Regions from separate parts of the Homo sapiens genome. Here region 2 is linked to region 1. A link is a loop called in an ENCODE intact Hi-C map of the cell type or tissue named here. Cell type or tissue: mammary epithelial cell. All regions are shown on one strand.

Evidence for each region. Peaks named below come from ENCODE experiments on the same cell type or tissue, not always from the same donor. Only the 100,000 strongest peaks of a DNase experiment are listed, where the experiment ranks them.
Region 2: a loop joins it to region 1, with 19 times the contacts of the local background. A loop is called at or near these places in 2 of 110 quality-filtered maps.

What each region holds. Positions count from the first base shown.
Region 1 is chr10:124,405,755-124,409,754 of GRCh38, forward strand. It overlaps OAT (ornithine aminotransferase), which reads right to left. Exons shown (of 10, transcript NM_000274.4): 3 at 2,987-3,211; 4 at 2,788-2,883. Among named protein-coding and RNA genes, the nearest start is that of OAT, 11 kb to the right of the region's middle. In mammary epithelial cell, no CTCF peak of the experiment used is centred here; no DNase peak of the experiment used is centred here.
Region 2 is chr10:123,138,050-123,142,049 of GRCh38, forward strand. HMX3 (H6 family homeobox 3) reads left to right here. Exons shown (of 2, transcript NM_001105574.2): 2 at 1-1,374. Among named protein-coding and RNA genes, the nearest start is that of HMX3, 4.1 kb to the left of the region's middle. RefSeq lists enhancers at 1-233, 1,274-2,043, 3,805-4,000 and a silencer at 1,478-1,527. In mammary epithelial cell, a CTCF peak has its summit at 2,490; a DNase peak (open chromatin) is centred at 1,562; H3K4me3 peaks cover 131 bases; H3K27me3 peaks cover 3,583 bases.

The DNA of each region.
Region 1 (4,000 bases):
ACTAAGTCTGGCCTTGTAATTCCTATTTTAGGCATTTCTCTCTACTGAGCCTCTTGACTGGAATATATAGCCCCTGAAGATAGATAACTTACTTTTCTTTCAATAATCCCCAACCCAAAACCAAGCCCTAACAATTGAGGTCTTGAATGCATGTTTTCTAGAGAAGGTGCATTTATGATAGTGATATGAGAAAGAATATCCTTCATAGACAATTAGCGGTTTTCCTTTCAAAACTCCAATACTGCAGGCTAACAACAGAATGCATTTCCAATTTCATTTGGAGAAAAGATCCTCAAGCAATCCAAACACGTTTCCATTTTACCTTCCTTGATATTATAATCCTTTATGATGCTAAATGACAGACGTCTCCCTTTCTGCTGGAATATTTTTTATCCATTAATAAAGGTGACTGAGGATCTACTATGTCAGGCATTGTTTTAGATGTTGGGGAATAGACCAGGCACAGTGGCTCACTTATGTAATCCCTGCACTTTGGGAGGCCAAGGTGGGCAGATCGCCTGAGGTCAGGAGTTCAAGACCAGCCTGGCCAACATGGTGAAACCCCATCTCTACTAAAAATACAAAAATTAGCCAGGCATGGTAGTGCACACCTGTAGTCCCAGCTACTCAGCAGGCTAAGACACAAGAATCGCTTGAACCCAGGAAGCAGAGGTTGCTGTGAGCTGAGATCGCACCACTGCATTCCGGCCTGGGTGACAGAGCAAGACTGTCTCAAAAAATAAAAATAATAATAATAATAATAATAAAGATGTTGGGGAAGCCGGGTGCAGTGGCTCACGCCTGCAATCCCAGCACTTTGGGAGGCCGAGGCAGGCAGAACACATGAGGTCAGGAGTTCAAGACCAGCCTGGTTAACATGGCAAAACCCTGTCTCTACTAAAAATACAAAAATTAGCTGGGCGTGGTGGTGGGCGCCTGTAATCCCAGCTACACAGGAGGCTGAGGCAGGAGAATCACTTGAACCCTGGAGGCAGAGGTTACAGTGAGCCAGACTGCAGACTAGGTGACAAGAGTGAAACTCTGTCTCAAAAAAAAAAAAAAAAAAAGTTGGGAAATAGATCATGATCACAACTGGCAAGATCCCTATCCTCAGGGAGCTTCCTTTCTAGCAGGGAGAAAACACCTGACATAAACCAGTAAAGCAAGTGAGCTAGATAATTTCAGAGAGGATGACATTCAAGAAGGAAAGACACCATGTAAAATAACAGAGAGGTTGGGAGTTTGTGACATCATGTTTTTATCTTCTCACCACTTCTGCCAGCAGCAACTCCATTAATCAGTGCTGGATTATCGTATTTTGGCTTCATCTCGTTTCTAAATACTATTCTTGCAAAGCCTCTTTCACCAGCATCCCTTACCCACAAGTAATCTCTTCTTTCACTTGTCCACAAAAAATAGCACATTGATTTTGACTAGGTTTGTTTAAGAAGAAATGCACTGATTAGACCATAAGCCTATTTGCTCTCCCCTGCCTAGCCTCAGGAACCTCATCCTCAGTCACTTACCCTGCAGGTATAAGGGACTTACAGTTAGGGACAGTCTTCCTCTGTCTCTCCACCCCACTGACTCACCAGCTTCTTTCAATACTCAGGTGAAAACATCTTTGCACCCTTTGCTATTAAGAAAGAGACTGGACACAGTCTATAAGAATGAAAATCACCAGAAACACCATTTTTGTTTGCAAGAGACAGTTATGTTGTCCTACAACGAAAGCACAAGATTTTTAAATGGCAAGTTACAGAGTTTTGCTAAGATTTCTTCTTTGGGAATACCAATCTGTCCCCTCAAATACCAATCACCTCTGGCCTTCGGTTGAACTCTGGATTCTATTATGTTATGGGGTTTATCATTTAACTGCATGTGTTCACAAGGCAGAATATTTAATGATTTCAACTATCACAAGAATGAACTTTGACCATTATAGTGACAAATGTACACATACTTGTTTTTTAAAAAAATAAAGCTTAAAAAACAAGTCAGAACCTCTCATTTGAATATCATATAAAGAACCCAACAGTCAAACTACATCTTCTCAACTAATTGCTAGTCTCCCTAACCAAAATTCAAGTTATTCCTTTCATCCAGTCCCAGAAACCTAACAAGGGCAACTCCAAGCCTCCTCTTTTCAACAGCTTCTAAGTGGAACATGGCACAACAGGACCTCCAATATCAAGATTCAAACCACAGTCTATGTAGGCCATGGCCCCACACTAACTTCACCCAACCCCAGCACCCAACACAAACCCTCCACCAGTGAGACTATCTAATTAACTGGATAACTGCTATGAAAAAAATCTGACAGGCAAATGAGAGGAATATGGAGTTCAGAAAGAAAAATCTCATATATGAAGAAATAATCCCAAGAAGAGGAAATCCCTCATAAATTTTTATGAAACATTCAGCAAATACGTATCATGTACCAGGCAAAACATATTACAAGTATTTCATCAGCAAATTAAAACAGTAAATTTACACATATATATATGTTTTTTATATATAAAATATATAAGTGTGTGTGTGTGTGTGTGTGTGTGTGTGTGTGTATATATATATATATATATATATATATTTTTTTTTTTTTTTTTTAAATAGAGACAGGGTCTCCCTATGTTGCCCAGAAGGCTGGTCTTGAACTCCAGGGCTCAAAGACTCCTCCTGCCTTGGCCTCCCAAAATGCTAGGATTACAGGCATGAGCCACCATGCCTGGCCACAGTAAATTATATTGTATGTTTCAATCATAGAAGTTAATATTTAATTTCACATACCTGCAAAAACAATCTTTGCTTTGTATTTCTGAATGCCCTTCACGGTATAGCCCCACTTACGAGCTAGTTTACAGGCAGTCTCTCCAGCCTCCACTCCTATCAGGAGAGAAAAATGTTCAGATTTTTTTAAAATGTTAAACTATCAAAAAATAAAAAGATTATTTTTGAGGGTATTTAACAAAAAAAGGAAATGTTTTACCTGTATTCATAGGAAGAACTTTGTGGTAGTTGAAAAGTTTAGTAATATACTCCTCATATTCACCAAGTACGTTATTATAGAAAGCTCTAGATGTTAAGGTCAATTTGTCCACTTGACTCTTCAGAGCATTCACAATCTTGGGGTGACAATGCCCTTGGTTGACAGCACTGTAAGAACTCAGGAAGTCAAAATATTTTCTGCCTTCTACATCCCATAAGTAAATACCTAAAATACATAAGAAAGGAAAATAATTTTAGACAATTACTATACGGCATAAAGTCCAAAAATTAAGAGTGCTAGCAAGCCCTCTGAATGCCTATATATGAACCTCTATTTAATACATATTTGTAGTTAAAGCTTGTTTTAGCTCAGGCATAATAAACTTTGGTTTGTAAGGAATTACTAAGAATTGTATTTTATCTGCCCAGCTTCAAAACACACATTTAACAAAAATAACACAAAAAGGTTATAAACTCTGGAGTAAAACCTTTACCTAATTCTAAGATTTAGGATCCAAAATTAGAATTTAAAAGCAGAAGTTAGGCAGGGAGCCGTGGCTCACGCCTGTAATCCTAGCACTTTGGGAGACCAAGGCAGGGATTGCTTGAGCCCAGGAGTTCCAGATCAGCCTGGACAACACGGCAAAATCCCTGACGCTACAGAAAAATGCTGGGCATGGTAGTGCGCGCGTATGGTCCCGTTACAGAGGCTGAGGTGGGAGGATTGCTTGAGCCTGGGAGGTAGAGGATGCAGTGAGTTGAGATTGTGCCACTGCACTCCAGCCTGGGCACCAGAGCAAAATCCTGCCTATAAAAAAAAAAAATAAAATAAATAAAATTTAAAAATAAAAAAGCAGAAGTTACACATAACAGACAAAAATCATGAGAAGTAGACTGTAATAACCCTTAGGATGGAAAAAAAATATTTGTAAATCATGTGTCTGATAAGGATCTAATATCCAGAATTCTTACAACTCAATTTCAAAAGGACAAACAACCCAATTTAAAAAATGGG
Region 2 (4,000 bases), 1.3 Mb before region 1:
CCCTTCCAAATTTCCATTGCGCGGTGGCTTTTTGGTTTTATTTTTATAGAAGGAAAATAAGCGCAAAACCTAAATCCCTCTAGTTTATTCTTTTCTGCTTTTTTTTTTTTTTCCGAGACGGAATCTTGCTCTATCTATTGCCCAGGCTGGAGTGCAGTGGCGCGATCTCGGCTCACTTCGACCTCCGCCTCCCGGGTTCAAGTGATTCTCCTGTCTCAGCCTCCCGAGTAGCTGGGATTGCAGGTGTGTGCCACCACGTCCGGCTAATTTTTGTATTTTTAGTAGAGACGCGGTTTCACCATGTTGGCCAGGCTGGTCTTGAGCTCCTGACCTCGTGATCCGCCCGCCTCGGCCTCCCAAAGTGCTGGGATTACAGGCGTGAGCCACTGCGCCCGGCCTAGTTTATTCCTTTTCTATAGAACTGTTTTCAGAATCCAGAGAGGGAGAGAATTCATATGATAGTACTTTTATTTCTGGATTTCTGGGTATGTTTCTTCCTCCCAACCCCCAAATCAGTTATCCACCTTAATTTTCAAAATATGAGCAGCCTCTCATAAGAATCCCGACTCAGGCCGCTTTTCTCTTCTGGAGAGGTCTGTTGCAATTAGCCTCTTCATCGGTCTTACTTTGTGATGGAAGAATTCTCTAAGTGTCTAAAGAGAAAAGACAGCCAAAAATCAGAACTCTGACTATTTGAAACAGCTCCATATCTGGCCTGGTCTAAGTGGTCTTATTTATTAGTAGCATTTATTTTGAGAATTTCATTTGTAAATTATTATTAATATTACTATTATTACTTTGTTCCCTGTTTTGAGAGAGTAATTTCAGTATTTTTAATATGATATCTTTTATCCTCTCCTCTTACTTTTCATGTTCTGCAGTAATTATTGTACGTTGACCTGTGCAATATTGTACAAAATCTCCTGAGAAAGCTGTTTCCTCCTCCACCGTGGGAAACAGACCTTTTCACTGTATAATCATGGTCATTCATTTAGAAAGAAAAAAGTAGGCAGGGGAAAGGGGGGAAGAAAGAAACAAGCTTAGGTAGTGATGCTCAAAGGAGTAAGTTAGGCATACTGGAGCGCTTTAAGTGAAGGACAATCAATTTAGCAGAATTTTAACTTATTTGATAAATGTACAGATTTCTTGTAAAGTTCACCCTCTACTCCGCAGGGCTCCTGGCTCTGTCACCCAATCTGTTTTCTTTCTGTCGGTACACCTGTTGTTCTGTGATAGTTTGTTTCCCCTCATCTCCCTCACCTCTGCCTGGGTTGAGTCCCTTTTTAAGAAAAAGAGAAAAAAAAAACCCACAAAATATTGTTACACTAATGTTGTCGTGACATTGAATTAATTAAAAAGAAAAGAAAAGCTTTACGTGTTGCCAGAGTGTGTAAGTTTGGACGATTTTCCCTAGAGCAAATGTCTCCAAAACTCTTTTCTGTCTTGCTCGCTGACTGCCTCTGCGCTCTCTAAGTACAACCTGGACGCACAACCCTGTATTCCGGGAGGCGGTGGAGACAGAGGCGGCTTTGTTCGCGACCAGAGGCACTCTCTCCCCTGTACTTTCCGCGGCCTGAAACGCCCAGCGAGCAGGGAAGAATGCTGGGCGGAAGGGGAGTGGACTTAGGCTTATCTAGTTTGCGAAATTGAGCAAAGCGACAGCGCGCGAGGCGAGATACCAGAGACAGCTGGTATTTCCGAACACTGGTCTGCAGCCTCCCGTTCTGTTCTTAAACCTGGGTTCCTTCGGGAGCCGAGAGCTTTTGGGCAGGGCATCCCTGGGCATTCGTCAGCTGGTTAACTTCGGTGGGCTCTGGTTGGAGGGAAGAAGGGAGTGAGTTCAGAGTTTAGCTGCAGCCGTAGGCCGATTGCCAAGTCAGGCTAGGAAAGGCTGGGCCACAAGAGGACAACCCCAGGGACAGCCAGCTCTTGGGACAGCGGCTCCCACTACCAGGAGAGGGGAACTTCCTCAGGTCTTGCAGAGCTGAGATTCCCGGGGCGACTCGAGCATGGGCGCGGTCCTGATGTGCTAAGTGTGAGGGAACAGAGGCTACCTAGCTGCTGCAGCTGCAACAGAGAAGACCTTGTCTCTTCCGTGCCAGGCTCTTCTCTTTCCCCTGGCGCCCAACACCTCCTGGGCGGCATCTCTAGATCCCCGACCCTGTCCTGGCAGACGCCGAGAAGCGTAGCGCTCACCACACCCGCGCGCTACTGGGTTCCAGGCCGCCGCGCTCTTAGTGAGCAGCCTGCGGAGGCACAGCGCGCCGGAACCGCCTGGAAGGGTGGGTCCGCCCGACAGAAGCAGGTGCCTGGGCGACACTCGCTGGCCGGGTGTGGCCGCCTGCCTTTAAGCTGGGGGTCTGCACGTACAATTCCTGGCGGGGCACCTTTGAAGCTGGGGAGCCGAAAGGGGGAGATGAGGAACCCAGAGGGTGAAAAAGATTCCAGAGAGCAGCCATAGGGCGCGACCGCTGGGGAGCGCCTGCACGCCTCTCTTTCCTCTCGCAGTGCGTTGCTAGGCTCCTCAAATTCAATCGACACAATTGATTCTACTGTGGCTGAAACGTCCAGTATAGTTTTCTGTTAATGGAAAACTGCCCTCCGAATAAACCGACATGCGTATTTATGGCAAAATTTTAGCCTGGACCCCAGTGAAGATAGATCTCTCTTTATTTCCCTCTGGTTTGGAATAAAAACGAGGGCATGTGTCATAAATGAAACATAAACAGAAATTCGGGTCAAAATATGTTGTTCCTTGTGTTACCTACAAACATGGTGATGCCTTTTACTGTTGGCAATACCAACTGCAGGACAGGCCAATAACAGCTCATTAAAAATAATGTTGCAACAGCAAACACGTTCTTAGATTTTTACAGCCAGAACACGATGTTATCAAAGGCCAAGAAAATGCTTCTTTATTTGTGTTTGGATTCTAGAAAACGGTTCTTGACTGATCAGGTCTTTACAAAGTCGGGAAATAACTGGTTCTCCACAAGCACAGTTTATCCTTTGTCCTGCTCCTACAGCCTCCCTTTTCCTCCTGTTGGGGAGCCCCACTGCCCTGGACCCCCGAGCATTCCTCCTCCAAACAGTGATCTGCGCCCTGGGGGAGGGAGGTGGTGCCAACTTCGCCTGGGGACTGGTGGCTGTGTGAGCCTAGAAGCTGGCCCAGGTGGGAAATGTCCCCTTCCCTCCTGTCAGGGGTCACCATATTTATCCCAGGGCAAGCAAAGGGGTTGAGCCAGGGTGCGGGGCTGTGGAGCACAGAAGCCACTCTACACAAAGCATCCTAAGCTCAACTGCAAGTTTTTCTGTGGTTTCAAGCCAGGAGAATCCAAGAAGGCACTTAGTGGGGCTGTCACATCTCCAGAGCTGGCCGTCTTCTTCCCCCACCCAGAATGCCTCCCTCCCTGCTGCCTCTGCAAAGATTACTAGGAGCTGCTGCCACCACTCACAAAAAGGGGCCTTTTTTGGGAAAAGTGAATGTGCCTACACAAAATTCCTCCTGGACATTCCCTAGGGGAAGACAGGGCATCCCATGTCCTCTCTCCTAGGACACTGAACTGGCACTCTCAATTTTGTCTTTTCACCCCTCCTTCAGACTGTGGAGCCCAGCTTCTCTTTGCCAACCCTAGCTTTAGATTCTTCCCATCTGCACCCCAATTAATCTTCAAGTCAACGCAAATGACTTCAGCTTCCAGGCTAAATCCTTTCTGCATCACCCAAAGAGACACACATGGAAACAACACACAGGAGGATACACTCACATTTGATATAAACACTCACCATACACATCCACACACTGTAGACCTCCTAACACCATTTCCTTGGGTTCCTAGCATACCCAATCACAAATGTGTTTGGCATCACCACCATTGCTAAGGCACAGACGTAATTACACACATCTTGTTCGAAGTGACCCTTTACTCCGATGGCCTTAGGCTTAGGCAAGCTGGGGAGAATCCTGGGAAAGGACTGGGCAGAGTGAGGTGGCGCTCCC